Linked DNA regions of Homo sapiens: all the other regions are linked to region 4. A link is a loop called in an ENCODE intact Hi-C map of the cell type or tissue named here. Cell type or tissue: endothelial cell of umbilical vein. All regions are shown on one strand.

Region 1 (8,000 bases), 180 kb before region 4:
AAAGTTAAACTTGGGAACTGAGTTGTACAAACACTGCCTTCCTTTTGTCCCAAACAGACAGCTGTAATTTCACAACCCTATGTTGTGCCTTATATATAAGCCTGGTTCCTCTAATCATTGGAATTCACATATCTCCCCAAACGGACTCCTTCACAAATGGCTTACAAGGAAATTTTTTGAGGGCCCCCAAATCTTTCAGAACATACATATTTTCCTATAAACTTGTCCTAAAACAGAATCCTGTTCAATCTCACCCTGAAAATGTCAATTACCAGCTTATCGTCATAGGTACCCGACAAGGACAAGACTAGAAATCATCCTTCCACCACTCCAAGACAAATTCAAGATTGACTTTTCCCTCTACTCCCTCTTTTCACATGTAAAATGTAGATTCACTGAGTGTTAATCAAAGCCTCACAAGAATGTAACCACTTGCCTCATTGTCCACCCTTCTTCCTTTCTTCCCCCTCTTTCCCCTCCTGCTTGCTCTTTTCCTTTTAAGTATTAGAGTTCTCAAAACAGTCTTTGCAAAAAGCACAGATGCACCTGTGATTTGTGTTTTTCCCAGTTGCATCCTCAACCTTGGCAAAGTAGACCTAAATTGATTGAGATTTGCCTTAGTCACTTTTTGTTTTACAGGGGGAATATTATTCCAGTCTTTGAGTGTGCTTGATGTGTTTGGAAAATAACAAGGAGGCCAGCATGATTGAAAGGGTGATTTGAAATGGATTGGTGGGAGTGGAAGGATAACAGGGGATGAGGTCAGAGAGACAATGGAGAGAGGAGGTTTCAGATGGCATAGGGCCATAAGGTCTATAAAGACAATGGAATCACATTAGCTTTTACTCTGAAGGAAATGAAGAGCCATTGGAGGACTTTGAGCAAAATAATCATTCAAATAATTTCATGTGATAAGAGAAAAGAACCTTGCAGTAAAGTCAGCACACCTGGCCTCTCTCCAATGCTGATCTTTCACAAACTTGAAAGAAGTTCAATTGCAATTTCAAGTTTTCTAAAGTAAACACTAAGAAAAGAGTGGTCAGGGCCTTATAACATTTAGGGGCTAAATGTTACAGGTAATGATAGAAAATATATATATTTTTTTCAGTTTCCAAATGGTTATTCTATCAGATTGTTTGAACATTAAATTTATCCTGTTTGCAATCCAAAATAGTTACCAGAAATTTGCTGTTTTGTGTGTATGCGTGTGTTTACTTTTATTGTTTTTCTAAACTCTTTGGCATGATTTTCGGGGGGTGTTCAGACTGCCACAATACTAGTTAGGAGAGGACATTTTCTTTGTGCTGCCAATTTTGATCATTTAAATTTTGGTTTGTTTGGGTTGTGACTTTTTTGTTTTTGAAGTCACCAGACACTACTACTGCAGTTTTCTTTCTCTCTTTTTTTCCTCTCTCTTCTTTCTTTCTTTCTCTTTCTTTTTTCTTTCTTTCCTTCTTCCATCCTTCCTTTCCTTCTTCCATCCTTCCTTTCCCTCCTTCTTCCATCCTTCCTTTCCCTCTTTCCCTTCCTCCTTCTTTCCTTCCTCCCTCCCTCCTTCCTTCCTTCCCTCCCTCTCTCCTTCCTTCCTTCCCTCCCTCCCTCCTTCCTTCTTTCTTTCCCTCTCTCCCTCCTTCTCTCCTTTCCTCCCTCCCTCCTTCCTTCCTTTCTCCCTCCCTCCCTCTTCCCTCTCTCCCTCTCTTCTTCCTTCCTTCTTTCCTTTCTCCCTCCCTCTCTCCCTCTCTCCCTCTCTTCTTCCTTCCTTCTTTCCTTTCTCCCTCCCTCTCTCCCTCTCTCCCTCTCTTCTTCCTTCCTTCTTTCCTTCCTTCTTTCCTTTCTCCCTCCCTCTCTCCCTCTCTCCCTCCCAGTAAGAATTGTGTTAGGTAATCTTGTATTATCCCTTATCACTCACAAAACCTCTGCTCTCTAGAAAATCTTATTGAATTGGAGAAGTTCCAGTTCCTCAAGTGGGTGGGAGATTGACCACTGTAGAAACCTAATGTTATGGCAGTTGAAAAAATGATCCAAAAGCCCTCTCATCTCTGATACATTTCCCTAATCTTGATACATTTTTTAACAAGTGTTGTTTTTATTCTTTTAATTTTAAGCTTAATTCTGCTCAAAGTTTCTATGATTCAGAAAAGAGCTGCCAAGATACTGTTCCAAAGAAAATACGTTTTTGTAGCTTGTGTGGGAATACTTCCAAAAGGTAAAGTAGATTCCTCTGGAAAAGACAGTATCAAAATTCTCCAGATGCCTGGAGCTCTAAGCCCATTATTGCATTCCACGTGCTGCTAGTAGCATAACAAAGTCAATCAGTACCCTTTGGTCAATAATCCTCCCAACTATTAACAGGAAAAAACTGTGAGCTTGTAAATGAAATATCTTGAGCTAGATAAGGTGCTCATTATCATGAGAGGAGCAATTTGCATGTTAGCATGGGGGAAATATGATAGGGTTTTAAAAACCCTCTTCACTCTCACAGTCAACTAGATTGTAAAGGACGTAATCATTGCCTCTTTTCTGTAAATTGCATTTAATAATTTTGCATTTTCCCCACAACTTTCCACTAAAAGGCAGAGATAACGAATAAAGGATTTTAAAAAGTAAGCAAAGGTTTCTTTCAAGTTTAATTTTCATCAGTTTTCTATTATATACAATGCAGAGGTAGATGTTTCTTGCTTGCTGGGAGTGGTGGGGAAGCTCCTATTTAAACATAATGAAATCTCAGAGGTGGTAGATAAACTATAATTCCCAGAAAAATAAGAGACTACTGTAAAGGCTCAAGGCCAGCAAAAAAAGGTTGTGTTAAAGCCACTGAGTATAGAACAGATCTTTCATAACATGCCATCCCTCATCAAGGTAAAAAGTTGCTTATCAATTTAAAGAGATGGAGTGGAGAGACAGGGAGAGAGAGAAAGCAGCAATGGCTGCTGCTCCTATAATAAGGTGACTAATTGTATGCTATTATCTGTTTGATGGTTTAAGCAGAATAAAGTGACACTGATCTGGAAATGTGAGAATGAAGCAGAACAAGAGAGTGTTTGTAAGAGGAATAATTTCAGGCACCCATGAGGCTTCACGTAAAACTCATTTGCACATAGACAGGGCTCTCTTGTGGATGATGGATAAATGTAATTCCTAGTTACCAGTGTGTCTTTTTTTCTTTTCTCTTTATTTTTTTTTCACCGACAAGGCATTGAAGACAGAAGAATGGAATACGGACAAAAATGGCTTCAAAAATTAGAATAATTTCTAAACTAATTTAAATTTCTAAATGATTAGACAGTGACTGTGTGGACTGTTCCCTCAGGTCACTAACACAGATATTCTTAATAGTCATTCCTGCAATATTCAATAGACGTCAACAATATTGTCCAATCAAGCTAAAAAAAAATGTGAAAATGGGCTGTGAGTTTTACTCAATACTTGAAAGCTTTCAATTAAGTTTTACATAAGAGAAAACATACATGAACTTTAATCTTTTAAGCAAATTCTTACTGAAAAGGAGAAAGGGGGACAATTTTAAAACAAGAAAGATCAAAGCCAATTCAAGATGTACGAGCGCCATCTGGTGTCCATAATAAAAATGCTATCAGTTTTTAGCAGTCAAACTCCCCTTTTGTGGGCTTTGTAGTGCAAAAGGGTTATGGTACAAAGAGTAATTCTTGAAATGGGATTTACTCTATGTCTAATACCCAGATGTTACTATTTACTATTTGTTTTTAGAGTAAACTAACCTAAGGAAGTGAAGTTGGTTGAAGCAGTGGGTTTGCTGTTAACACATATGTTCAAACATTTCAGCAAAAATAATTCATGTTTCAACTAGAGAATTCACATAATTGCTGCAGTTCTCCACTCTAATTTACTTAAGCAAACCTTCCTTGATACAGGAAAAGTGTTTCTATACTTTCAGAAGCAATGCCTGTGTAAAAATATTGGAGAAGCAGATGGGTAGCATATTTTTAAGGAAGAAACTTAGAGGCTTATAATGTTAATGCACTAAGATAAAATTAGCAATATATTAAAAAAAAGAAACCTAAGTAGTGGTACTTAAGTGTCTTGGAAATTTATGCACATATCTATCAATAGAACTTGAAAAATACACTGTCCTCCATCCTGTTCTGCGACTGATTTTTACTATACCTATATATTAAATGTAATAACTCATCCTGTTCTCTTAACATTCTTGGTATCATTCGAGCTACAGAGGTTTCTGACAGTTTCAAGGACCAGCAGAATATTTCACAAATGAGGTACTTGCTACTCAACAACAGTCAGCCCTCTGATATCAAGAAATCTTTAGGCTTACCCTATGTGGTTTAGTTGTATTAATGAGTCCTAAATAACATTGTGTTTCTTTCTTTGAATAAGTGCATTCAACAAAATTTTAACCATGCTTCTTTCTTACTGAAGCTAAGTAACATGCAGCAAAAACACAGTCATAAAGAAAGTGAAAAAATAATTTATATATCCTTTATCTTATAGAATAAGAAATCTGAAGAAGATAATGTTTCTTTTGTTCTAAAAAACTTCTGGACTTTTATTAAGAGACAAAAACCACTTCAATAGTGTAAAAATTGAGTCTTCAGAATGGTGTACCTTTTAACATCTGGTCACAGATAACTTTTGAAATTATTGCTGCAAAATAAAATGATTTCACAAGATTACAGCTAGAGGTTGGCACTTAATTTTCAAGCAATGTTGAGAAATTTTATGTGCCTTTCACTTGCAGCCCCAAGTAATTATCCCTACCAGAAAAGAACTGGACCAAGAGGCACTAGGGGTGCTGGCCAAGCATGTCTTTCTTGTGTCCCAAGAGAGAACTGTTGGATGTGGCAGAGGAGATGACTGGCTTCTGGGACTGTGATGTCTTAGCACCTGGCAACTTGCTCTCACCCTAGGGCTATAGCTGGCTTGGCACAGCAAGGAGTAGGAGAGGGCTTTAATATGATACAGGCATTCAGAAAGGCTCAGGAGAGATGACACTATTCGTACTAAATCATGAGGTTCAAAAATTGTTCATAAGGAACTTAAGTTTTGACTTCGAGCAAGATCAGTTATTCGGTAGCTATTTTTTCCCTGTAATTTAAGAATAATTATGTCAGATACATTACACTAAATGTCTACTATGTTTAAAGAATTTGCTCAGGAATGATAACATTTGTTGCTTGCATAAAATTAAAACCCATATGATTCAAGGTTAATTCTCTTGTACTAATAAACATAAAAGTACAAGAAATGTCTTCTTAAGAGTACATACATTTGTAAAAACATAAAATGTAAATTTGGCTTTGAAACATGCATTTACTGCTTAATAAAAATTTCATGTACAAACTTTTTCTTTACATTTCTTCCCAAACATCAAGAATTCTGTGCCATAATACAGAAGATGGCTAGGAGGCAGGCAGTGGAAACATCAATGTTACAGTCACATCACAATTTTTGTTTCATTTTCTACAAGATCTCTGCTTGAATATAGGTTAATTTTCACAAACATAAAAGTATATGTTTTATGCCTTAAAAAGTATTTTTTTTGTCTTTCGGCCAGTGCCGAGTGGAATGACTGGTTTGGGAAAGGAGGAGGGACTGGGTTCAGCTGTGGTGCTTTGTTGTAAAAGGCAGCCTGGCCTTTGCTACTGAGGAGAAAGATGAAGCCTCGGTCTCAAGTCCAAGTCCACCTTTGCTGTACCTTTGCCACATGGTACTGTATGCTTGCTGGCTAGAAGGAGGGTGAGGGATTTTTAGAGTCTGAGAATGAGTGTGTTTGAGTGAGTGGTATCCGCATTCTCAACTTCAAGTCATTGAAGCTTTTTTTTCCCAGAAAACAGGGGATAGATGTTTCATTTCCTAAAACTAACTGAAGTTTGCTTTACTGATGCAGCACAACAGATGTAAACAAACAAACAAAAAAAAAACAGAAGAAAACAAAAAGAGGAAAGATGCTTTTTAGGTTTTTGTTTGTTTGTTTGTTTTTGTTACTCTAGGGAAAACACTGATGAAAGGTCAGAGCTCCTATCCTGATCTTTTCATCAAGGCGCCTTTCCTAATAATATGGTTCAACTGTGAATGTAGAAGTTGGGGGGAGGGGGGAGAAAAAAACCTCTGGAGTTAGAGGATATAGAAAAATAAAAGTAAAATTGTTACAAATAAAGAATGCAGACTTCAAAAACTCAGTGTTGAATAGCAAAATGAACAGAAGTAGGTTCAATTCTGGATCTCTCAGTTACTGTTTTGCCTTGTACATCTTGTTTAAAGTCTGTGAGCTTTAGTTTCCTTATCCATCATCGGACATAATGTCATTTACTTCATAGATCTAGTGCCAATTTAACAAAGTTAATGTTTGTAAAATGTTTAGAGCATAGGTAACATAAATGTAGGTCACATTTATCTAACTTGTGTCATGTGAACCTCAATTACAGAACATGACAACATTAATATTTTCATTTTATGCATAAAATTTGAAGTATTACAAATATTTACTACGACTAGTGAATTATTGGTTGTTATTCTTGCTATATGACAATACAACTTTAACTGGTAAACTAAAATATCTACTATTCTTTGTTAGCACCTTAAAAATCTTACTATTCATTATGTACAATAAAACTTTCTCAAGGGATTATTATAACTATTATTCTTATAATTTAAAGCTTTATTTATGCTATATAATAATTTCATCCAGGTTCTCATTAATTCATGTGCTATTGCTTCCCCTATAAAAGCATCTAAAATTAGTCACTTTTGGAATTAATGTCAGAGAGTAAAAAAAACGCTAGGAAGAGGCCGGGCATGGTAGCTCCCGCCTGTAATCCCAGCACTTTGGGAAGCTGAGGCAGGAGGATCACTTGAGGTCAGGAGTTCAAGACCAGCCTGGCCAATATGGTGAGACCCCGTGTCTACTAAAAATACAAAAATTATCTGGATGTGGTGGCGGGCTCCTGTAATCCCAGCTACTCAGGAGGTTGAGGCAGGAGAATTACTTGAACCCGGGAGGCAGAGGTTGCAGTGAGCAGGGATTGTGCCACTGTGCTCCAGCCTGGGTGACAGAATGAGACACCATCTCAAAAACAAAAACAAAAACAAACAAACAAACAAAAAACACAAAGAAGAATGCCAAGCTACCACCAAGTCAAAATGTTAGCTTAGGAGATAGTACTCCTAAATGTTACAGATAATGATAGAAAATATATGTTTTTTTCAGTTTCCAAATGGTTGTTTTGTCAGATTATTTGAACATTAAATTTATCCTGTTTGCAATCCAAAATAGTTACCAGAAATTTGCTGTTTTGTGTGTATGTGTGTGTTTACTTTTATTGTATATTTGTTTTTCTAAACTCTGGCATGATTTTCGGGGGGTGTTCAGACTGCCACAGTACAAATTAGGAGAGGACATTTTCTTTGTGCTGCTAATTCTGATAATTTAAATTTTGGTTTGTTTGGGTTGTGACTTTTTTGTTTCAAATATGGCTCACCTTATGAGTATGGACCATGAGTTACATCTGGGTTACATATCACCAAAGAGACAGGAGAAACAGACATCAGATATTTTCTTTAAGAAGCGTGTAACTCTAGAGATACACACACAAGGATAACATATACTTTAGTGTGATGGTGTGTGGTGATGGCTATCAATGTTTTAAGGGAGTAACAGGTAATCAGTTGAAGGCAAAGAAAGTTGCTTAGAACAGGGAAATAAGCATACTGTGCACTCAACATTCCCCAAGCATCTGCTGTGTGCCAGAAACTGCCCAGTCATTGTGTTTACAAAGAGAAACATACACAATTCTGATCTCAGTCTCATGGGAGAGAAATATAAGGAATATGAAATTATACTGCACAGTAATTAGGATTTACATAAAGTTTAATGTAAGGTTTTGTAAAAGCATCAAAGGGACAATTAATGTAGCCTTTTAGGGTAGGGGTTGGGGGGTGGGGATATTACATTAACAAATAATCCTCCAAAAGGAAATACCTGAAAAATGTTGAAGGTCAAGTAAAAA
Region 2 (8,000 bases), 85 kb before region 4:
AGAAAAGCATATATGATGGAAAGAAAGGAGAGAAAAAAGGAAAATTTCTTACCCATGATTAGACAAGGTATTAAAAAATGGGCAATTTTATACCATGTTAACAGCCATAAAAATTGATACAAGATATCTGCTGCAAAATTTTTCAGTATATCTCATAAGTGTGTATATATCTCAGCTTTCTAGGAATTTGTACTAGACAAATCAAGGTTTGTATAAATATTTAGCACAAGATGTTACAGCATTGTGTTTATGGGAAAAAAGTTGCAAGCAATCTAAATGACTGATTCAAGAAGTTCATTGAGAAAATTATAACATGTATATATGAGTTGCAATTTTTAAAAATAATGCTGTTAAAAAGTAATGAAAAAGGAATAAGATATATTACTTAGTGGGGAAAACATGGTAATAATACCAATATAGCTTACAAAATAATTGCATATTTCATTTGACAGTATACATTATATATTATTTATATGAAATTGCTAATAGTGGTGTCTAGTACATTCATTCAGTTGTAACAAAATACAATAAACTCAATGGTTTATAAATAACAGAAATTTATTTCTCAGAGTTCTGAGTCTGAGAAATCAAAGATCAAGGGCTGAAAAATCTTATGCCTGGTGAGGGGCACTTTTCTAGTACACAGATGGCCATCTTTCTACTGTAACCTTAAATGGAAGAAGGGACAAAGAAAGTATATTGAGCCTCAGCCCCTCTTTTATAAGGATGCTAAATCATGAGGATTCTGTCCGCATGACCTAATTACCTCCCCCAAACCACTTCCTAATACCATCACTTAGGGTTAGGATATCAATTTATGAATTTTGTGGGGACATAAACATTCAGACCATAGCAAGTTGTTATAATGGAATGGGATATTCTGGCTTAAAACATTCGGACCATAGCAAGTTGTTATAATGGAATGAGATATTCTGGCTTATTTTTCTACACTTTACTTGTATGTTCTTTTTTTTCTATTAGATATTCACTACTCAAGTTTCAGGCAAGAAAGTTGCCTTGTGGGTTTTGACAATTTGTCGACAGAGATTTTGTACATATACCTTTAGTTTTTAAATCTTTTTCTATTAGCTAATAATTTTTCTTTACGAATAGCCTATTCTTATTTTTATATCTCAAAATTTCTAAACATTGGAATGTGATATTATATCCAGGCTGCCACTAGAGGTATAACTGGAAGTACAAATATATGTTTCTTACTAAAAAGACATTTTATAGCTAATAATGATAGTGGATATTTAAAGAGTACCTATATATACCATGCACTAATCAAATTGGTACTTTGTATACATATATATATGTATATATATATATATATATACTTTTTTTTTTTTTGAGATGGAGTCTCACTCTGTCACCCAGACTGGAGTGCAGTGGCGCGATCTCAGCTCACTGCAACCTCCGCCTCCGGGGTTCAAGCAATTCTCCTCAGCCTCCCGAGTAGCTGAGACTACAGGCGCATGCGGCCATGCCCAGCTAATTTTTTTTGTATTTTAGTAGAGACGGGGTTTCACCGTGTTGCCCAGGCTGGTCTCAAACTCCTGAGCTCAGGCAATCTGCCCGCCTCTGCCTCCCAAAGTGCTAGGATTACCGGTGTGAGCCACCGCGCCCGGCTATGGCTATATGTTTTCAGTAGTTTATAAACTGTAACTTTATTTTTTCAGCCAATATGATTTCTTATTGCTATTTATTATAAAATTATAACTGCTCTTCCAGGAAATATATTTGTTTCCCAAATGTGATAAAGTTACACTTGAGAGTAGAATAATTTTTTTAAAAAAATAAGTTAAACAGTAAGGCTAACACTCAAAATACTATGAGCATACCCTCAATACTGTCCATAATTAATTACAGCTACATTTAAAAAATAAGACCAAAGAAGAAACACTAGCTAAGGAAAACACAGGTCACACTATATACTGATCCATGTCCCCTTTCCTTACTAGTTGTTCCCACTCTAAAATTCGTATCTCTAAAATGAGTATTTCACAATTTGACAAAGTTTTTCATTTTCCTCAGGACCCCTTTGCACTTACAACTACCTGTTTTTCACGAGTTATTTCCTCTGCCACTTAGATTCAATGGCCTCTTTTCATTAATTTTTGCCCAGCAGCAAATAACTGTATACTTTCTTCCTTTAACCTTGGATGATACTAAATCGAAGCTCATAGAGAAAATAACTGACATGTCATGTCCTTGGTTCATAATAGATGTGAACGACAACCATTTCTGAAATCTGAATATAGAGTGACTACTCACTAGTTCTAATAGGTTAGCCTAACTTTCATTCAATACTGTCAAATGATCAGGATTCTACTAAATCCCAAAGAAGACTTGCCAAGTGATTTAATTTTCATTTTCTTACCATTCTGTATCCCAGTAGGCTTTACACATTCCTCTCAAAGAGCAATTAGTAAGTATTTAATATCAAAGGCCTTTCTGAGAAGTGAATTTAAGTGTGGAAACCCTCACCATAACAAATTCACTGCATCACTGAGAAACAGGCTAGGATAAAACAAAATCTAAAACTTAAAAGAGTTAGAAGATTGTTTCCCTTTCATGTAATAACTTGGAGATAGGCAGTCTAGGGGTAACTTGACGTTCACATGAGGTTTTATCTTATGGCTTACCATGCATGGTTTCCATTTCCAAGGCTGCTCGTGGTATCAGGAAGAGCTGGAACTCTTGTCATTTTGTGTATATTCTAGGCAGCCGGAGAGAAGAAAAGATTTACAGAAAGGATATTTCCCTATCCTTTTAAAGGCACGCCACAGAGATTTCATCTTACTTCCACTCAAGTCTCATTGGCTGGAACTTAATTGTATGACCACATCTATTGCAAGAAAGACTGGGAAAAAAAACGAAGAGTGGGAGGATGGACTTTAAAAAGACTGCCAGCAGATGCCGCCACGTGCACTTCACACATATTTACACATGTTTTGCACTCAAATTCAAGTAGTTTATGAAGCCCTCCCCATGAGCCCTATGCCAAAAATCCCTGTCACACAGATCCAACAATAAGAACCCCCACTCACACAATGAAAATTCTTATGCCAGGTTTATGACTTGATAGCCCTCTTGGGCCACTCTTTATAATAGAGACTCCACCAGAAGCTCTTTGGTAGTTACAAATTATCTATAGGTAATTTATATTTATTCTCTGACTTTGATTTCATCCTGTGTGGCACAAACTTCAGCCTCACTAAAATATCCTTCTCATTTCTAGTAGAATACAGGATGTGTTTCATATGACCTGCCATCAATTCCTTTTGGCCATTACCTGGTGATTGCCACTTTTTTCCTCCTATTTTAGCATTTTGTTTTGATTTCTCCTTCTAGAAATCACAATTTCAAGCCTCTGACATGAAAAGCTTCTTTGAAGGGGCATTTTAACTGTCTTTGTAGCAAATGACTTTTTTAGGGGTTTGAGGGATTTGATGGCTGATCTAGGAAAAAGATATGACCATGAGGTTGCTTTGACCAGTTTGCAGGTGGGGGATGTGCAGAGGTTATGGTGAGGTGGTTTGGGAGTGCAGGAAAGAGATGGGGGCATTGCTACCTCAAAGAAGTAGAGAGCAAGGGAACTCTCAGAGGAGTGGTGGATCAAAGAGAGGGCTTAGATATCTAGGTGATGTGGCTTAGAAGGATGGTGGGAAGTCTCTGGACCAAAGAAGCTATAACTGCTAAGTCCTATCGTATCTGTAGGTAATAGCTGTCATGTGAGGCTTTATGGAGTATGCAAAACAAGCAGACTATGAATGACTAAAAATTTGCTTGTTTGGGCCATATTTAAAATAATTTGATATGTAAAAATTTGAGTTTGGGGGCTGTTAGGCTTTTGAGCTAAGGGTGTCTCAGCCTGCAGTGAAGAAATAACCAAAGGGCCAATGTACAGAAGCTATCTGTGGTTCATTTATACTGTTAACTGGAAAAAAAAAAAGCACACCACAACTTATAAATTTAGAAAATGAGAGGAGACTTTATGTCTTATAAGGGGTTACAGCCTTTAAGGTGGCCGCCATCCTGCAGGTTGGGAAAGGTGCCTCCTGCAAAGACCAGGGACAGGCCCTGCCAATTAGTAGGGGTGGGGATAGAAGCTGTTTGCTGAAAGGGTTGACTAAACATACATTTTCAACATGTTACAAGAGGAGCTATGAATATTAATGAAGGTGGTCCTGACGCATGCGTATTGGATAAACATGCATGTTACAGACAACCCATGTTCACTTTTGGGTGGAGACTTAACATTTAAATGTATTACGGTTAGGCCTTATATGTCAAAAGATTTCCTCAGGACTTGAAGGTATATGAAATATGCAACTTCTGTAAACCAGCCAGAATCAGTCCATTGTCGGAGGTCCTTCTTGATGGGAGAAAGTTATTGAAATCAGTCTCTTGTCCAATCATAGCTGTAGTTATGGCTGGTGAAAAAGAGGCTGGAGTTCAGTGTCTGGCGGTGGATGAGTTGCAAATCGTTTTACTTAGCTTGCTTATCTGGAGGCCAGTGCTTGTTTAGCCTAGAGAAAAAGAAAAGCTTTGTAGCACAGTTACAGCATAGTTTATTCTTTAATTGTACCCATGCCAGACCCTTGCCTGGCATGGCCTTAGGTCTTGTTTGTAATTGGGCATCTTATTGCAACAAAGAGTCTGTTCTGTTGGTCTTATGATCTCTATGTTAACATTAATGCTGGTCAGTTGTGGGTAAACCATGAAAGGGGGGGATATAACAAAGCATATCTGACCTCCCATCCTGTCACCAACTCAGTTTTGTTTTTTTGTGGGGTCCCTTTGGCCGCAAGGAACTTAGTTTTAAGTTTTTTTTTCTGGGGGCCCTTTGGGGTCTGTACAGCACGTGGTAGCGGGCGGGACAGGGGTTAAGATTTTATTTTTAGTTTACAATACAATACTTTTCTTTTTTTTTTTTTTTTTTTTTTTTATTCTTCTTTGTTTTATTTATAATTTTTTTTTTTACAATTCTTTTTTTTTTTTTTTTTTTTTTTTTTTTTATTATACTCTAAGTTTTAGGGTACATGTGCACATTGTGCAGGTTAGTTACATATGTATACATGTGCCATGCTGGTGCACTGCACCCACTAATGTGTCATCTAGCATTAGGTATATCTCCCAATGCTATCCCTCCCCCCTCCCCCGACCCCACCACAGTCCCCAGAGTGTGATATTCCCCTTCCTGTGTCCATGTGATCTCATTGTTCAATTCCCACCTATGAGTGAGAATATGCGGTGTTTGGTTTTTTGTTCTTGCGATAGTTTACTGAGAATGATGGTTTCCAATTTCATCCATGTCCCTACAAAGGATATGAACTCATCATTTTTTATGGCTGCATAGTATTCCATGGTGTATATGTGCCACATTTTCTTAATCCAGTCTATCATTGTTGGGCATTTGGGTTGGTTCCAAGTCTTTGCTATTGTGAATAGTGCTGCAATAAACATACGTGTGCATGTGTCTTTATAGCAGCATGATTTATACTCATTTGGGTATATACCCAGTAATGGGATGGCTGGGTCAAATGGTATTTCTAGTTCTAGATCCCTGAGGAATCGCCACACTGACTTCCACAATGGTTGAACTAGTTTACAGTCCCACCAACAGTGTAAAAGTGTTCCTATTTCTCCGCATCCTCTCCAGCACCTGTTGTTTCCTGACTTTTTAATGACTGCCATTCTAACTGGTGTGAGATGATATCTCATAGTGGTTTTGATTTGCATTTCTCTGATGGCCAGTGATGATGAGCATTTCTTCATGTGTTTTTTGGCTGCATAAATGTCTTCTTTTGAGAAGTGTCTGTTCATGTCCTTCGCCCACTTTTTGATGGGGTTGTTTGTTTTTTTCTTGTAAATTTGTTTGAGTTCATTGTAGATTCTGGATATTAGCCCTTTGTCAGATGAGTAGGTTGCAAAAATTTTCTCCCATGTTGTAGGTTGCCTGTTCACTCTGATGGTAGTTTCTTTTGCTGTGCAGAAGCTCTTTAGTTTAATTAGATCCCGTTTGTCAATTTTGTCTTTTGTTGCCATTGCTTTTGGTGTTTTGGACATGAAGTCCTTGCCCACGCCTATGTCCTGAATGGTAATGCCTAGGTTTTCTTCTAGGGTTTTTATGGTTTTAGGTTTAACGTTTAAATCTTTAATCCATCTTGAATTGATTTTTGTATAAGGTGTAAGGAAGGGATCCAGTTTCAGCTTTCTACATATGGCTAGCCAGTTTTCCCAGCACCATTTATTAAATAGGGAATCCTTTCCCCATTGCTTGTTTTTCTCAGGTTTGTCAAAGATCAGATAGTTGTAGATATGTGGCATTATTTCTGAGGGCTCTGTTCTGTTCCATTGATCTATATCTCTGTTTTGGTACCAGTACCATGCTGTTTTGGTTACTGTAGCCTTGTAGTATAGTTTGAAGTCAGGTAGTGTGATGCCTCCAGCTTTGTTCTTTTGGCTTAGGATTGACTTGGCAATGCGGGCTCTTTTTTGGTTCCATATGAACTTTAAAGTAGTTTTTTCCAATTCTGTGAAGAAAGTCATTGGTAGCTTGATGGGGATGGCATTGAATCTGTAAATTACCTTGGGCAGTATGGCCATTTTCACGATATTGATTCTTCCTACCCATGAGCATGGAATGTTCTTCCATTTGTTTGTCTCCTCTTTTATTTCCTTGAGCAGTGGTTTGTAGTTCTCCTTGAAGAGGTCCTTCACATCCCTTGTAAGTTGGATTCCTAGGTATTTTATTCTCTTTGAAGCAATTGTGAATGGGAGTTCACCCATGATTTGGCTCTCTGTTTGTCTGTTGTTGGTGTATAAGAATGCTTGTGATTTTTGTACATTGATTTTGTATCCTGAGACTTTGCTGAAGTTGCTTATCAGCTTAAGGAGATTTTGGGCTGAGACGATGGGGTTTTCTAGATAAACAATCATGTCGTCTGCAAACAGGGACAATTTGAAGAAGTTGAATCTCTGAATCGACCAATAACAGGCTCTGAAATTGTGGCAATAATCAATAGTTTACCAACCAAAAAGAGTCCAGGACCAGATGGATTCACAGCCGAATTCTACCAGAGGTACAAGGAGGAACTGGTACCATTCCTTCTGAAACTATTCCAATCAATAGAAAAAGAGGGAATCCTCCCTAACTCATTTTATGAGGCCAGCATCATACTGATACCAAAGCCGGGCAGAGACACAACCAAAAAAGAGAATTTTAGACCAATATCCTTGATGAACATTGATGCAAAAATCCTCAATAAAATACTGGCAAACCGAATCCAGCAGCACATCAAAAAGCTTATCCACCATGATCAAGTGGGCTTCATCCCTGGGATGCAAGGCTGGTTCAATATACGCAAATCAATAAATGTAATCCAGCATATAAACAGAGCCAAAGACAAAAACCACATGATTATCTCAATAGATGCAGAAAAAGCCTTTGACAAAATTCAACAACCCTTCATGCTAAAAACTCTCAATAAATTAGGTATTGATGGGACGTATTTCAAAATAATAAGAGCTATCTATGACAAACCCACAGCCAATATCATACTGAATGGGCAAAAACTGGAAGCATTCCCTTTGAAAACCGGCACAAGACAGGGATGCCCTCTCTCACCGCTCCTATTCAACATAGTGTTGGAAGTTCTGGCCAGGGCAATCAGGCAGGAGAAGGAAATAAAGGGTATTCAATTAGGAAAAGAGGAAGTCAATACAATACTTTTCAACCTCGAATTAGACACTGCCTTTACAGTTGAGAACTGCCCTTTCCCCTGGGGAGAAGTTAATGAACTCAGTCTCCAAGTGCCCAAAAGGAAGAGAGTTCTTCAGAGTCCTCAGGCTATTTATGCCAATTGATGTTCTGAGTGAAAATGTGGAGAACACTGATGAGTAAGGGGTTGATGCAATGGCCTTATGTACCACACAGTTCAGGCTAGAACCCAGAGGCAGAAGGGTTGGCAGGTGCTGCAGCTCCCCAGTCT
Region 3 (8,000 bases), 310 kb before region 4:
CATTTAAGCAAGAAGAGAATAGAATAAAACATTTAAAGTGTTGAAAGAAGAAAACACTAATCTTAAATTCTATATCCAGTGAAATTATCCCTCAAAAGTAAAGAAGAAATGAACGTTCTCGACAAAAAAAAAAAACTAAGGAGATTTATTGACTTTAGACGCACCCTTGAAAAAATGTTTTTATTACATTTAATTTTACTGTTATTTTTTACTGATACATAATAATTGTATTTATTTTGGTGGTATATATAATAATTTGATACCTGTATACAATGTGTAATGATCAAATCAGTGTAATTGGGATATCTATCATCTCAAACATTTGATTTTTCTTTGTTACAATTCTTCTAGCTATTTTGAAATATACATTATTGTTAACTATAATTTGCCTACTGTACTATCACATGCTTGAACTTATTTCGTCTAACTTACCTCTTCACTAACTTCTCCCCATCCCCTCATCCATCTGTCCTTCCCAGCCTCTGGAAACCACCATTTTACTCTTTAATTACATAAGATCCACTATTTTAGCTCCCACATATGAGTTGGAAATGTAATTATTTGTCTTTTTGTACCTGGCTTGTTTTACATGACATAATAACCTCTAGTTCCATCCACATTGCTGCAAATGACAGAATTTTATTTTTTTATGGCTGAATAATATTCCATTGTGTATAAATATCACATTTTGTTTCTTTATCCATTGATGAATTCTTAAGCGGACTCCATTTCTTGCCTATCGTGAATACTGCTACAATAAAAATGTGAGTTCATATATTTCCTTTATACGTTATCTCCTTTCTTTTGAATATGTACCAAGCAGTGGTAATTCTATTTTTAGTTTTTGAGGAACCTCCTTACTGTTTTCCTTATGGCTGTACGAATTTAGATTCCTACCAGCAGTGTACAAAGGTACCCTTTTCTCTGCACCCTCACCAGCATTTATTACTTTTCGTCTTTTTGATAGTAGCCATGCTAATGGGGATTAGATGATATTTCATTGTGGTTTTGATTTACATATCCTTGATAATGGAGATACTGAGCATTTTTTAAATATACCTCTTGGCCATTTGTATGTCTTTGAGAAAAGTCTATTCACGTCTTTTTCTCATTTTCAAATTTGATTTTCTTTTTTTGCCTTTTTTTAAGTTTCTTGTATATTCTTGTTATTAATCCCTTGTCAGATAGATTGTTTGCAAATATTTTCTCCCACTCTGTTAGTTGCTTCTTCACTTCATTGTTGTTGTTGTTTTTTCTTTTCCAATTCAGAACAATTTTAGCTTAACATAATTCAATTTGTCTACATTTGCTTTTCTTGCCTGTGCTTTTGAGGTCTTACCCAAACAATCTTTGCCCAGGCCAATATCCTGTGGCATTTCCCCAATGTTTCCTTTTATTAGTTTTATAGTTCAAGTCTTGCATATAAGTCTTTAATTTATTTTGAGTTGATTTATAGATACGCTGAGAGATAGGAATCTAGTTTTATTTTCCGCATATAGATATTAAGTTTTCTCAGCACCATTTATTAAAGAGACTGTCATTTTCCCAGTGAATGTTCTTGGTGTCTTTTTGGAAAATGAGTTGGCTTTAAGCGCATGGATTCTGGGTTCTCTATTCTCATTGGTCTATGTGTCTCTTTTTATGTCAATGCCATGTTGTTTTGGTTACTATAACTGTGTAGTATAATTTGAAATCAAGTAGTGTGATATCTCTGGCTTTGTTCTTTTGCTTAGGATTGCTTTAGCAGTTCCGAGTCTTTTTTAGTTCCACACAAATTTTAGTATTATTTTCCTATTTCTGTAAAAAAAGTCATTGGTATTTGACTGGGATTGCCTTGAATCTGCAGATCACTTTGAGACATATAGACATTTGACAGTATTAATTCTTTCAATGTATGGGCATGGGTTTTCGTGTGTGTGTGTGTGTGTGTGTGTCCTCTTCAGTTACTTTCATCAGTGTTTTATAGTTTTCCTTGTGCGTATCTTTCACTTCATTGGTTAAATTTATTTCTAGGTATTTTTATTTTAGTGTTGTAAATGAGATTGTTCTCTTGATTTCTTTTTCAGATTAAATGCTGTCAGCATGTAGACATGCTACTGGTTTTTATATGTTGATGTTTTATTCTGCAAATTCACTAAGTTTATTTATCAGTTCTAAGATTTTTGGAGGAATCTTCAGGTTTTTCTAGAGATAAGATCATATCAGCTTCAAACAAAGATAATTAGACTTCTTCCTTTCTAATTTGGACGCCCTTTATTTCTATCTCTTATCTAATTCCACTGGCTAGAACTCCTAGTACTGTGTTGGATAGAGGTGGAGAAAGTGGGCATCCTTGCCTTGTTCCAGATATTAATGAAAAGACTTTAATTTTTCCCCATTCAGAATGATATTAAGCTGTGTTTTTGTCATATATGACCTTAAATGTGTTGAGGCATGTTTCTTCTGTAGGGTCCAGCCCTACTGGGTCTGTGGGTTTTTCTCCTCGTGTGTGGAAATGAGAGATCATAGAAATAAAGACACAAGACAAAGAGACAGAAGAAAAGACAGCTGGGCTGGGGGAACCACTACCACCTAGACGCAGAAACCGGTAGTGGCCCTGAATGCCTGGCTGCGCTGTTATTTATTGGATGCAAGGCAAAAGGGGCAGGGTAAGGACTGTGAGTCAATGATTGATAAGGTCACGTGAGTCACGTGTCCGCCAGACAGGGGGCCTTTCCCTTTCAAGTAGTGGAGAGTGAGAGAGATACAGCTTAAGTCATTATTTCTTCTATGCTCTTCTCAGAAAAATCAAAGACTTTAATACTTTCACTAATTCTGCTACTGCTATCTATATGGCAGAGCCAGTTGTACAGAGTGGAACATGAGCCAGGTGTACAGAGTGGACCAGGACCGTGACCGCTGAAGCACAGCTTCACAGGGAGACGTCTGGTCAGGCCTCTGGATGGCTGCGGGCGGCCCTGACTGATGTCAGGCCTTCCACAAGAGGTGGTGGAGCGGAGTCTTCTTTAACTTCCCTGGGGGAAAGGGAGACAACCTTTCCCAGTCTGCTAAGTAACGGGTGCCTTCCCCAGGCACTAACGCTACCGCTAGACCAAGGTCCGCTAGGTAAGGGGTGCCTGCCCAGGCGCTGGAGTTACCGCTAGACCAGGGAGCCCTCTAGTGGCCCTGTGCGGGCATAACAGAGGGCTCACACTTGTCTTCTGGTCACTTCTCTCACCGTGTTCCTTCAGCTCCTATCTCTGTATGGCCTGGTTTTTCCTAGGTTACAATTGTAGAACAAAGATTATTATAATATTGGAATAAAGAGTAATGCTTCAAACTAATGATTAATGATATTCATATATAATCATATCTATAATCTATTTCTAATATAACTATTCTTATTCTATATATTTTCTTTATTATACTGGAACAGCTTGTGCCCTCGGTCTGTTACCTTGGCACCTGGGTGGCTTGCTGCCCACATCTTCTATGCCCAGTTTGTTAACAGATTTTATCATGAAGCGATGATGAATTTTACCAAATACTTGATCGACATCTAGTGAGACGATCATATGGTTTTTGTTCTTAATTCTGTTGATATGATCTATCATGTTTATTGATTTGTATATTTTGAACCATCCTTACATCCTTGAGATGAATCTCACCTGATCATGGTGAATGATCTTTTTAATGTGTTGTTGAATTCTGTTTGCTGATATTTTGCTGATAATTTTTTGCATAATGTTTATCAGGAATATTGGCCTGTAGTTTTCACTTTTTGTAATGTCCTTGTGTGTTTTGGTATCAAGATAATGCTGGCCTCAGAAATGAGTTTTGAAAAATACCCTCCTCTTCTATTTGTTGAAATCACTTTAGTAAACTTGGGATGAGTTCTTTACGAAATATTAAAAGAACTTCTTCAGGCAAGGAAAAAAAAGATGTTGGTCAGAAGCTTGAATCTATATGAAATAAGAAACAAGAGCACCAGGAAGGAATGAATGAAGGCAAAATAAAATATTTAATTTTTCTTGTTCTTAACTATATTAAAAATGAATATGTGTAAAATTCTTCACAATCTTTTTTCAGAAATTAGAAGAAACAGGTCAGGCATGGTGGCTCACACCTGTAATCCCAGCACATTGAGAGGCCGAGGAGGATGGATCACTTGAGGCCAGGAGTTTGAGACTCGCCTGGCCAAAGTGACAAAAACCCGTCTCTACTAAAAATACAAAAATTAGCCAGGTGTAGTGATGCCTGCGCCTGTAATCCCAGCTGCTCAGGAGGCTGAGGCACAAGAATCACTTGAACTGGGGAGGCAGAGGTTGCAGTGAGCTGAGATCATGCCATTGCACTCCAGCCTGGATAACAGAGCGAGACTCCATTTCAAAACAAACAAACAAACAAACAAACAACCACTTACTGACTCTTCAAAAGAAATACGAAGTAGCTACATTAAGTTCATACAAAGATGACTTCAGAACAAGGAAAGTAATCAGGAACAAAGGGCATTAAACATGATAAATACATACATTCTCCAAGAAGAAATTCTAGGGCAATATTATCCGAATACTGAAATCAAAATACATTGCAAGAAAAGAAACAACAGATCAATACATCTTGTGCACAATAAATTTAAAAATCCTCAAAAAAAACAACAAATCGAGTACAACAATGTATAGAAAAAGTTATATACCACAAGCAGTGTGATTTATTATAGATATGCAAGGCTGGTGTTACATTTAAAAATCACTTTATGTAAAACACCACATATACAGGATAAAGAAGAAAAATAATATCATCATATAAATTCTGACAACCGTTTTATAAAAGCTAACACCTACTTGAGATAAAAAACAATTCTTCAGCAAATATAAGAGAACTTCCTCAATTTAATAAAGGACATCTCCCAGAAAACCTACCTTATTCTTAATGGTGATAAACTGAATGTTTTTCCCTAAGATCAGAAAAAAGAAGCTATGTTGTAATCACTGTTAATTCAACAATGTCCTAGAAATTCTAGCTAGTACAATAAACAAGGAAAGGAAATAAAGTATATAGTTTGGAAATGGATAAATTGTACGGTGTTTATTTGCAAATGGCATGCTTTGTGTATGTAGAAAATCTCAAAGACACTATATTAAAAAAACAACTCCTGAAACTAATAATTGAATTTAGAAGGTGGCAGGACACAAAGTCAGTATACAAAAATCAATCATTTTTCAGCATAGCAGCAATGAAAAATTGAGATTTGAAAATTTTAAATTTTATTTATAGCAGCATAAAAGTAATGAAATGCTATGGTATCAATTTGACATACGTATGTACAGGATATGCATGCAGAGAAATACAAAACATTAAATCAAAAAATGACTTAAATGGAGAGACTGTCCATTTAATCCATATTAACAGATTGGTAGACTCACTGCTGTTAAAATGTCACTTATTCCCTACTTTATCCATAGATTCGACGTCATCCCAATTAAAGTGATTTATTCCAGTTCACAAAGAGATTTACATAACAAAATTACTCAATGTAATCCACACCAACAGGGTAAATAATAAACATCATACGATCATATCAATTGATAATTGTGATGATTAATACTGAGTGTCAACTTGTTTGGATTGAAGGACGCAAAGTATTGATCCTGGGTATGTTTGTGAGGGTGTTGCCAAAGAAGATTAACATTTGAGTCAGTGAGCTGGGAAAGGCCGACCCACCCTTAATCTGGGTGGGCACCATCTAATCAGCTGCCAACGCAGCTAGAATATAAAGCAGGCAGAAAAACGTGAAAGACTACACTGGCCTAGCTTCCTGGCCTTCATCTTTCTCCCATGTTGGATCCTTCTTGACTTCGAACATCAGGCTCAAGTTCTTCAGTTTTGGGACTCAGACTGGCTTTCCTTGTTCCTCAGCTTGGAGATGGCCTGTTGTGGGACTTTGTGATTGTGTGAGTAAATAATTAACAAACTTCTCTATATATGTATCCTATTAGTTCTGTCCTTCTAGAGAACCCTAATACAATAATTAAAAATAATTTGGCAAGCCCTAACACTCATTTGAGTTTATAAAAAATACCAAAGTGAAAATAAAATCTTCATTAAGCTATTTTGCACCTATCAAAAAAAAAAAAAAAAATTCTTAAATGGAAAGGCAAAAGACCTGAAAAGAAGAAGGGTGAAGAACTCACACTATGATTTTTAAACTTCTATAAGCTATAAGAACCAATAGAATGTGGTATTGATAAATAATATATATATATATATGGAAAAGACTAGACATTTCAGAAATGGACCCACTCAAATATAGTCTACTGATCTTCAACAATGGTGCCAAAGCAATTCAATAGGTAGTCTTTCAACAAATGGTACTGAAATAAATGAACATTCACATCGAAAAAGCGAACCTACACACACACCTTAAACTTTTCTAAAACATGAATTCAAGATGAATCATAAATATAAAATTAAGACTATAAAATTTCTAGAAGGAAAGAGGACAATATCTATGTAACCTTTAGTTTGATGATGAGATTTTAGAACACCAAAAACAAAATCAAGGAAAACAAAATTGGTGATTTGGACTTTAGTAAAATTAAAAATATCTGCTCTGTGAAACATACCGTTAAGAGAATGAAGTGATGAGCTAAGACTGAAATAAAATATTTGCAAAACTCCTACTTTATAAAAGACATGTATCAAAAATATATAAAAATGTAAAACTTAATAAGAAAAGAACTCAATTTATAAATGGGGAAAATATCTGAATTAACACCTCATCAAAGAAAATATTTGAAGATTCATCAAAATGGTGGACTAAAAGCAATTTTTTTCAACCTCTCCCACAGAAAACTACAACCAACCTTTGTTGCTAAGATTATCTTCACCAATATCCTAGAACTCAAAATTGAGGCTATGAGAAACCCTGGGGCCATAGAAAAGTGAAAAACTGCAAAAAAAAAGCAAGAAGAGATTTGTAATATTCCTAACAAAAAGAAATAAAAAATGTTGGAAATGATGGATATCTCAAGCATTCTTATTTGATTACTGCACATTGTATGCATGTATCACAGTATGACATGTGCCCTCCAAATATTATAAAATAATTATGTGTTAACTTAAAAAATACAAATGACAAATAAGAGTATGAACAAATGCTGAAGATCTTTCATCATTAGGAAAATCCAAATAGTTAAAACAATAAGATATCTCTGCACACTTGCGAGATGATCAGAAAAAATGAAAAGGAAAATAGCATAGGCTGAAATAAGCCCATCTGAAAGATTACATACTATATTGTTTATATCGTATTCTCAAAAAGACAAAACTATAGTGACAGAGAACAGTTCAATGGTTGCCCTTGAAATTGCTAAACAAAGAAAACATTTTCAATGTATCTAGGTAAAAAATAAATTCCAGAAAAAACAAAACTGTCTTTATCCTTTTACTCAATATAAAAAGCCAAATAAAGCAAAACAATGCTTATAGAGGGCTGAAGGATAGGGCAGAGATTTCTGATCCCAAACTTAACTTATGGCTTAACATCTCTATTATGTGTAAGGGAAGCAAAAAATGTAATATGAGATATGCAAGAGTGCAGGGAGGAGCCAAGATGGCCGAATAGGAACAGCTCCGGTCTACAGCTCCCAGCGTGAGCGACACAGAAGACGGGTGATTTCTGCATTTCCATCTGAGGTACCGGGTTCATCTCACTAAGGAGTGCCAGACAGTGGGCGCAGGTCAGTGGGTGCGCGCACCGTGCGGGAGCCTAAGCAGGGTGACGCATTGCCTCACTCGGGAAGCGCAAGGGGTCAGGGAGTTCCCTTTCCTAGTCAAAGAAAGGCGTGACTGACGGCACCTGGAAAATCCGGTCACTCCCACCGGAACACTGCGCTTTTCCGACAGGCTTAAAAAACGGCGCACCACGAGATTCTATCCCGCACGTGGCTCGGAGGGTCCTATGCCCATGGAGTCTCGGAGTCTCGCTGACTGCTAGCACAGCAGTCTGAGATCAAACT
Region 4 (8,000 bases):
ACCCTACATCCTGTTACACTGTTAACTCTTCTTATTCCTCCCTAATATTACAATGTATTTATTTATTTATCATATGTCTCCCCTAATGAACAATAAAATCCATGATAGTAGAATTTATGTCTCTTGTTTACTATCTATCGCCAATGCTACTCATAGTGCTTTGTACATGGTAGGTGTTTTATAAATGTTTATTTAATGAATAAGTATCCTCTGAGTTGTTCCCTCATACCCTCTCCAGACACCCACTTTGGTGCTCTCTGTGATATGTGTCCATTGCACCCAGCGCATCTTCTTTTTTCGAGAACTTACAATGAACTTGTTTACTTTTCTATATCCATCACTAGGTTACGTGGTTTTTGGATTCGAAGACCACATCTTTCTTATTCATTATTGTATGCCCGGTGTCGATGCCCAAATCTATTGTATAATAAATGCTCAGTAATATTGTTGAATCAACTAGTGGTTCATCATAATGCCTGTGGCCAATTCAGTACTGAATAAATGGGAGCTATGATAATAATAACAGGTATTCTTATTTTATGCAACTGGAAACTCCTTAACTAGTGCCCGCCTAAAGAGAGGAAAAAACTAATTAAGAAATAAATATAGGTGTGAAAAACAAGCCATTTGTCATTTCTATTTTAATTGTAGAAGGCACAATCAACTTAGTTTAGATTTATCATCCATAAGGTGGTCACTCAGAGGTGAGGAAGATGCCTGCAGTTTATTTCTAGCATGCTGTGAAGTATTTTCCCAGTCAAGGAAAATAACAGGCATTAGTAGCATTGTATTCATTTCTCTTCTCATACCACTGGGCACCAAAAAGAAACATTCTTTTAGTCTAGGGCTATTACAACACACTTACATTCAACACTGGTTTGAATTTAAGCGTGTGTTTATAGAACGCTCTCGACTAAATAGAAAAAAAAAGACAGGTGAATTTCCTTGTGATTGAAAAGCAGTTGCTAAGCCTTTAGGAAAGCTGTCAAGAGATTACACATGATTTTCAAGAGTAGAGATAAGAGATTATCTTAATCCCTAAAAAAGAGCAGAGTCAAGTGACTGTCAAAGAAATGAAGTAAAATCTGAACCATCGGTTCCTCCAACGCAGTATCATTTTGAATTGCTGTTTTAGGTATTCATTGAAAACAATATACTCCTTGGTAAACTATCTGAATTTTGCATTAGGGTATGAAGAATTTGGGGATTTAATTCTTGTACTCTCATGGAAATTTCTAGTAACATAATTTCCTAGAATCCTAGATTCCTGTGTCTGCCCATGCCTCCTGAACAATATAGGTATTCGTTATTAAAATTTGAGGAGCACGAACATTTGGCAGCCTGTTATGTCATTAGAATGTATGTTCAAAAACCCTTTAAGGGTCAAAACCATTTCAATCCAAACGAGGGTAACAGGAATTATTGTGTGTTTATGGTAACAATGAACAGGTGAATGATTTCAGGTCCAGCACCCTCCATTTGCAATTATGACATTTTCTTTCCTATGTGAACACCATCAGAAATCTTTGATTTCTGGCCTCAGACTTCTGAGAATTCTTAGTCACTATCCAGCTTTAGTCATTCAAGAAATTTTCAGAGTGTTTTTCATTTTGAATACATTGGCACACACTCGAAGACTACAAAACAATGTCTTCATGCTAACACCAAAGGATAATTCCTATGAGACCAGCGAGTAGAAGGCAAGTCTTGAATTTGAGACATTTTCTCTAGATCATTTGATCTTTAACATTTCAACTTGAAAATTTGCTTTCAATCTTATTTAAATGTCATGAATTTGGGTGGAATCTTGAAAATATTTAAGTGGTTGATAATGCATTATTTCAATGCAGGTAACACTTTCCAAATAAAGCATTAACTACACCATATGGCAACAGAAATCCTGTGGAAACCACAAAATGTGTGGTTTAGAAATTCATTGATTTCACTGTTTTATTTCTTTTTAGCACATCTCCTTTTCCTCTCCACCCTTTTTTCCAAAGTCTTACCAGTTCACCACATAATCACATGGTTAGTAACTTCAAGCGGTAGTCCACTTGACAGTAAGGTGACAAATGCTTTCAAAATATAATTTGTTTATGTACCTTTCCAAAATGGGTTATTTTGCACACATTTCCAAGAAATAAGTCCAGAATATAGTAGGAGACATTTGATATCTTCAGTATCTATTATTTGATTATCAACAGGCCTTCCTAAAGAATATACGTAAATCTTAAGAAACACATATATGGAATATTTGATGAAACTGTAGTGCACAAGGAATTTGTTAATTACTTCAGCTATTCAAGGGTTCATTTTTTTAGCTATCTGCAGTGTTCCAGGAAAAGATATTCAGATCTTTTATGTATCAATTCATATTCTTGTGCACAGACATACTTGCATATAAAAACAAATATCAAACCTAATTTAAAAAGAAGAAAAGAAGTCTTTTGAATGGTACAATGGTACAATAATAAGATGTGGAAAGTCAGCATTGGTCAGTGTTGTCACATAATGTTATTGTAAATCATGTAAATAAATATAAAATATCTGTTTTGTTGTTGTTTGCCTGTTTTTATTTTCCGGTTTCTGATATAATTAGAAGAAGCTTATTGAAAAAAAATTCTTGAAAACCCTAAAGAGGATAAGAAGGTTGTAACCTGAACATATCAAATCCACTTTCCCCTAAGTTACTACTTTGGAAAGATATTTCCCAGACTATTATTTTCTGAAAGATAATTCCTAAAGCTGTCATTCTTACCTTGGTTTTCCTTTCTCTCTCTCTCTCTCTCTCTCTCTCTCTGTTTCTATCTCTCTCATTGCTAATGGTACTTGGAAGTTAGTTAAAATTCTCAGGGAATAGAAACAATTATTAAATAACTTTAGATACCTGATATGCCTGACATGACCAAATATGCCCTAAATTTATACTTTCTGGGCTCAGATCGAAGTTCAGATCTAAGTTCAAAGCTCTAAACTAGAAGCTTTAGTATTTTTATAGATTCCAAGGGCAAGGCTATGAATTTTTTACTTTTAGATGTATTTTTTTACTGTTTGTAAAAGTCGGATATCATAAATCTGGTAGTTTCAAAAAAGCTGCAGATTTTTCAATAGTGGCCCTTGTATTTCGATTTAAACCAAATGGGACCAAACTTATTACTTCTACTCTGAAAGGTCATTTTTCATCAAGATTGTATTAGAAAATAAATCATTTAAAGCCATCCTTTGGATGGTTCCTTGCATGAATGTCTTAAGAAGAACACGTAATAAGAGCCTCTTTGCAAAGCCAAGCTTATTTGTTAATTCAAAGTGGTCTAAAGCTGCCACCTTCTGGCACTAAGGTGATATTTCAGTAAATTCAGTATGCTGCTGAAGTGCTATGACATTATTACAACAACCCTCACAGTACCTCCATGAATATCAGAAAGAAGTCTGTAAGCACAACAAAGGCAAACTGCCAACATTCTGCATTTATTTGTGTGAAATATTAAAGCACTATTAATAGAAACAGGTTTCAGAAGTAGAACTCTAGGAACCAAGCAAGAATCACAACTTGGTACTTCATCAATGGCCTTCTTTGAGCCTAGTTAACTTAATTCCTTACTGAAGAAGCATAATTTAAACTTCGAAAATACTTATAAATCTAAATCAAAATATTCAGTTATCTTTGTTTACCAAATATTTGAAAGTATAAATTCATATTATTAAAATATTTTAAATGCATTTATCAATGTTTCTGATTATCAAAGGTAAAATGAAGTCTTTTTAATCCTATTGATAATGCAGGACAGATGATAGCTTTTCATTTTGGAATAATCTCTTAGGATAATTAAGGAACAAAGCCCAGAGCCTGAGTAAATGGGTCAACTGTGAAAATCTACCCAGTTCCATGAATGACCACTTTCTTGTTTTTCTGACAAGGCCATTTTCTTCTTCTAATAGTGAAAATAACAGATTAAGAGCTTTATTGTTTTTCCAATTTCCTATCTTTCATATAATGCTTTTCTCTAAGTGAAGGGCAGTAGGGTTAAATATTTAGAATGAATAAACTAGCTCCAAGAAAAGAAACTGGCAACTTCTGTGATGCTGAGTAATTAAACAGACCTACAGAGCCTGCTGGAATTGTAGAACATAAGCAAAGATTAATGAGGCTTGAAAATGTAGAGTCCCATGGTCTCCAAGCAACGTGCAAGGTGTCTCACCTCAGCTTTGTTCACGTTGAACAGCTGCCCATTTTCAAGGCAAGCAAAATTGTATTTGCTCTTGCTTTGATTCAGAAATAGTTTGGTAAAATCTATGACAAAGTATTTAGCTTTTAAAAGTATCCTAAATTACCTTTTTTGTTCCCATCCGTGGTAGCAGACTTTGCTTTCCGCCCTAGACAGCAGATTTTCCATGAGTAGGTGTGGGTATTCTGAGTTCTTTTCCTAGCTTCCATCTTAATCTGGGTGGTCAATGAACAGAATCTTATACAGAGCCCCATTCACTAGGGTGTAACAGTCAAAATAGAAAACAGGTTATGTCTTCATTCTCTTCTCCCACCACTAGGACCAAAGAGAGGTACACTGCTTCTGGTGGTCAGGGAGTTTTGAAGGTTTACAATATCTTTGGTGAAGAAAACAAAGACTGTCATTTAAAAAAAAAAGTTTCTCTCAAATGAGTTCTAAATTCATGGTTGCTGATAATGCCAAATAGTTATTCCAAGAAGACACAGAAAAATTGGTTTAGTCTTATTTTTAGATTAAGGGGGCACAAAATAACTCCATCTGTATCGTCACAGGGGCTTCATTTATTTAATGTATCTTTTTTTGTCATCGGAAGTGGGGGCCTCTTACAGGGACCTCTGAAATGTTTTAGTCCCTTTATATATATATACATTTAAATTAGGATTTTTGTATGTTCAAACTTAGTCTAGGGTTTTGGAATTATCTGTCTCTTTCCCATAAATATTTACTAAACTCAACCACACAAATGTAAAGTTATACAGGCTTTTAGTGCTTTCCTAACGTGGTTAATACTCATATTGAAAATACCATAAATTCTGATTAATGGCAGATACCAACCTATGGACCACATAGTACAAACTCATGAAGAGTAATTGTTTTCTCATGTTATTTCATCTAATTTTAGTGTGTGTTAAGGGTGCCTTCGGAGAGGACTTCACACCCCTACCCCTCGCCATTGTGTATAGACATTTGAAAATTCCTTAACTACATTATCTCTGTGTGTGTGTGTGTGTGTGTGTGTCTCCCCTCCTCTCTTTCTCTCTGAAATCAAGTACAGATTTACCCAGCCAATAAGATTGTATGTTTCATGAAACTGTTAGCAGTCACATATAGTCTGTTGATTTATTATGTATTATGTACAGTATACACTTAATGATATACAGCATGCTCATTTTAAACGTGATCATTCTATGGACATATAGGGGCAAGAATATTGCTTTTGAACTATAAATAATTTCTTTATCAAACATAAGAAGCTAAGCACTTGAAAATAAATGTCCTCCAAATAAAAAGCCTCTTGAATTACTCGTGTTACGGAATGTTGAGACTTCATTCTATGTGGTATTCTCAATCCACCTTTTTAGAGATTTTTTTTTTCCATTAGGAGAGATGACAAAATTCTCTCTCTATCTTTGTGTGTGTCTGTGTGTGTGTTTGTGTGTGTGTGTGTGTGTGTGTGTATGGTAATTAGTTCAGAAACTAAAAATATATATGTAAATAATCACATGATAAATTTACATAAGATAGGTTAGTAAAGGTCATTTAATTTCTTACATTCTTGCTTTTATTCTCTAGAATACCATTTAGTATGCTATACATTTTCTCAGTTCATGTGTTAAACATGCTACTTCAGTTTGCCCATTTAGGAGCAGACTATATTTTATGTTTAAATGAGTAGAAACATTTTAAACACATTTTCATCTAATTTGGTTATCTGGAAGATGTATCTAAGATAAGGAATCCCTTTGAGTTTTAGAAATTTGCAAACATTTATTGACCAAGTACTTCATTAGAAAAACAAGAAAAGTTTCTGAGCAAGCACTTCTAGTGCATGTAAATGTAGTTGCTCATACATGATGTATACTTAGCATTCTGTAAATATATATTCAAAAATTATACACAGAAATGAGAAATGTATAATAGTTGAGAAAATATTATATAATATTTTAGTTATTTTAATTGTTAAGTGACTATTTCAAAAATACTGATTGAGTAAAGTTTTTTTCATTTCAGTTTTTTAAGTTTTTGTAATAGAATAATTCAAATGTCTGAGTTTAAGAATTTATTCTGGTACATAGTTTGACAACTGTCATAATTAGAAAAAGTTATACAGACATGAACAGACAAAAAGCCATCATTGGCTGTTCTTACTTAATTAAGATAGTCATTTATTATTTTTAGAAATAACCTATTTAAAAATTTGCTGTAATATGGCTAGTAAATGGACATCTTTCTTGATATCAATCAGTTGTTCTGAAAAATTACTTATAATAGTTTTTATTTTATATTTTATACAAATATTTGCAAAGTCAAGAAAAACTTTTCATTTGTTTAAACAGATAATAAATTCTATGTTTAAGTGTTTTAATTGTGCACATATGAAAGATTAGTTATAACTTCACGACATTGAACTTAAAATCACCTAAGATCCAAACATTTCCAAGTATCTCTCCTCAAAACTTTCTTTCTGTGGCATAAGTCTTTCCCAGGAAATCATTATCTTTTCATTCATTGTTAACATTTTACATGTAAGTCTGTTTTTAATTTCTGCTAAGATACCATTTTACCAATTGTCATCAAAGACAAAATCAGAAGTTGTATCACTTATTTTTCTAAGCTGTGTATGGTACAAAAGATTTTTATGAAAGCCTTTTTTGTATTACAAAGTGTTTCAAAAGTCTACTATTTAGCAAAGTATAGTGCACTTACTAGAAAACACTTCAACTGCAACATATTGCAGTATGATGCAAGGAAAGGAAAGCATGAGAGTCAGTTCTTCTTGCCCACTCTTCCTCCAGGATTCTGGATGTACTCAACTATGTTATGTGACCATATGACACACTGGCCAATGGGAAGAAGCCAAGGCAACTCAAACAGTAAATATTAGTAATGTTGAATTATGTTTATTTCACCTAAACATCTAATTACATTTATTTCATGTAAATCTAAAGTCTAATATTTCCTTAAAAATCCCAGTAGAACATTTTGCCCACTGAGGAGGAAATCAGATCCTCATAATCAATAAATATTCTGTCTTGCACTCTAAATTTTGAAAATACAACTAACAAGGACATCATTAATGTGTTTTTTTTTTTTTTTTTTGGTACAAGTCCTATGTCTTTAGAGATCTTCAATGATTTACTTTCTAAGACAAACGCTGTATCCCCTTTATAGATCCTGAATCTTTTATGACAAACACTGTGACCTCTTTTAAATGCATGCTGTTAGTTCCCTTTCAAATAGCCCTTTTAGATTTTGCTAATCTCAGAGTCTCGAGTGCATGGTTTGGTTTTGTTTTTTTCTTTACTAAGTGCCATAATCTCAAACTCCACTGTCATTCACTGTGGCCTGCTAACCACAAGGCACATCTTGGAGGATGTCTTAAGTTCTTAAGTGTAGGTGGAAGAACAGTCTGTAAGTGTGATCTGTTAAAAAATAAAAAATAAATAAAATAAAATAAAATAAAATAAAATAAAATAAAAACTAGGTGTGGCAGTTTCACCTCTGGCTGGTGAGCACTCTCCTGCCATCCTGAGCACAGTTCTTATAAACAGGTAAGTCTTGCATTTAAATGATGGGCCTGTGGTATTTTTTCCCCCATGACAACACTATGGTTGCGGGTGCGTTGGGAGTTTCCTCCCTTACTTTGGGATTCACTTTTCTAGAAACTGGTTTAAATAAAGAAACCTTTAAAAATAATATATCTAATTGTGAGTAAAGATTAGTTAAAATAGTCCTTCATTCTCATTAGCTAGGTTACAAGAAAGCTCTTTTAAA

What was found. A loop is a pair of places that touch in the nucleus more often than their neighbours do. Peaks named below come from ENCODE experiments on the same cell type or tissue, not always from the same donor. Only the 100,000 strongest peaks of a DNase experiment are listed, where the experiment ranks them.
Region 1: it touches region 4 in a loop (4-fold over the local background); 3 of 110 quality-filtered maps call a loop at or near these places.
Region 2: a loop joins it to region 4, with 13 times the contacts of the local background. A loop is called at or near these places in 11 of 110 quality-filtered maps.
Region 3: a loop joins it to region 4, with 13 times the contacts of the local background. A loop is called at or near these places in 4 of 110 quality-filtered maps.

Annotation. Positions count from the first base shown.
Region 1 is chr9:12,461,538-12,469,537 of GRCh38, forward strand. No RefSeq gene overlaps it. Among named protein-coding and RNA genes, the nearest start is that of TYRP1, 230 kb to the right of the region's middle. RefSeq lists an enhancer at 1,710-2,209. In endothelial cell of umbilical vein, a CTCF peak has its summit at 3,586 (motif pointing left); no DNase peak of the experiment used is centred here.
Region 2 is chr9:12,551,920-12,559,919 of GRCh38, forward strand. No RefSeq gene overlaps it. Among named protein-coding and RNA genes, the nearest start is that of TYRP1, 140 kb to the right of the region's middle. In endothelial cell of umbilical vein, no CTCF peak of the experiment used is centred here; no DNase peak of the experiment used is centred here; H3K27me3 peaks cover 145 bases.
Region 3 is chr9:12,326,414-12,334,413 of GRCh38, forward strand. No RefSeq gene overlaps it. Among named protein-coding and RNA genes, the nearest start is that of TYRP1, 360 kb to the right of the region's middle. RefSeq lists an enhancer at 7,914-8,000. In endothelial cell of umbilical vein, a CTCF peak has its summit at 3,152 (motif pointing left); a DNase peak (open chromatin) is centred at 3,118.
Region 4 is chr9:12,636,892-12,644,891 of GRCh38, forward strand. No RefSeq gene overlaps it. Among named protein-coding and RNA genes, the nearest start is that of TYRP1, 52 kb to the right of the region's middle. In endothelial cell of umbilical vein, no CTCF peak of the experiment used is centred here; a DNase peak (open chromatin) is centred at 3,320.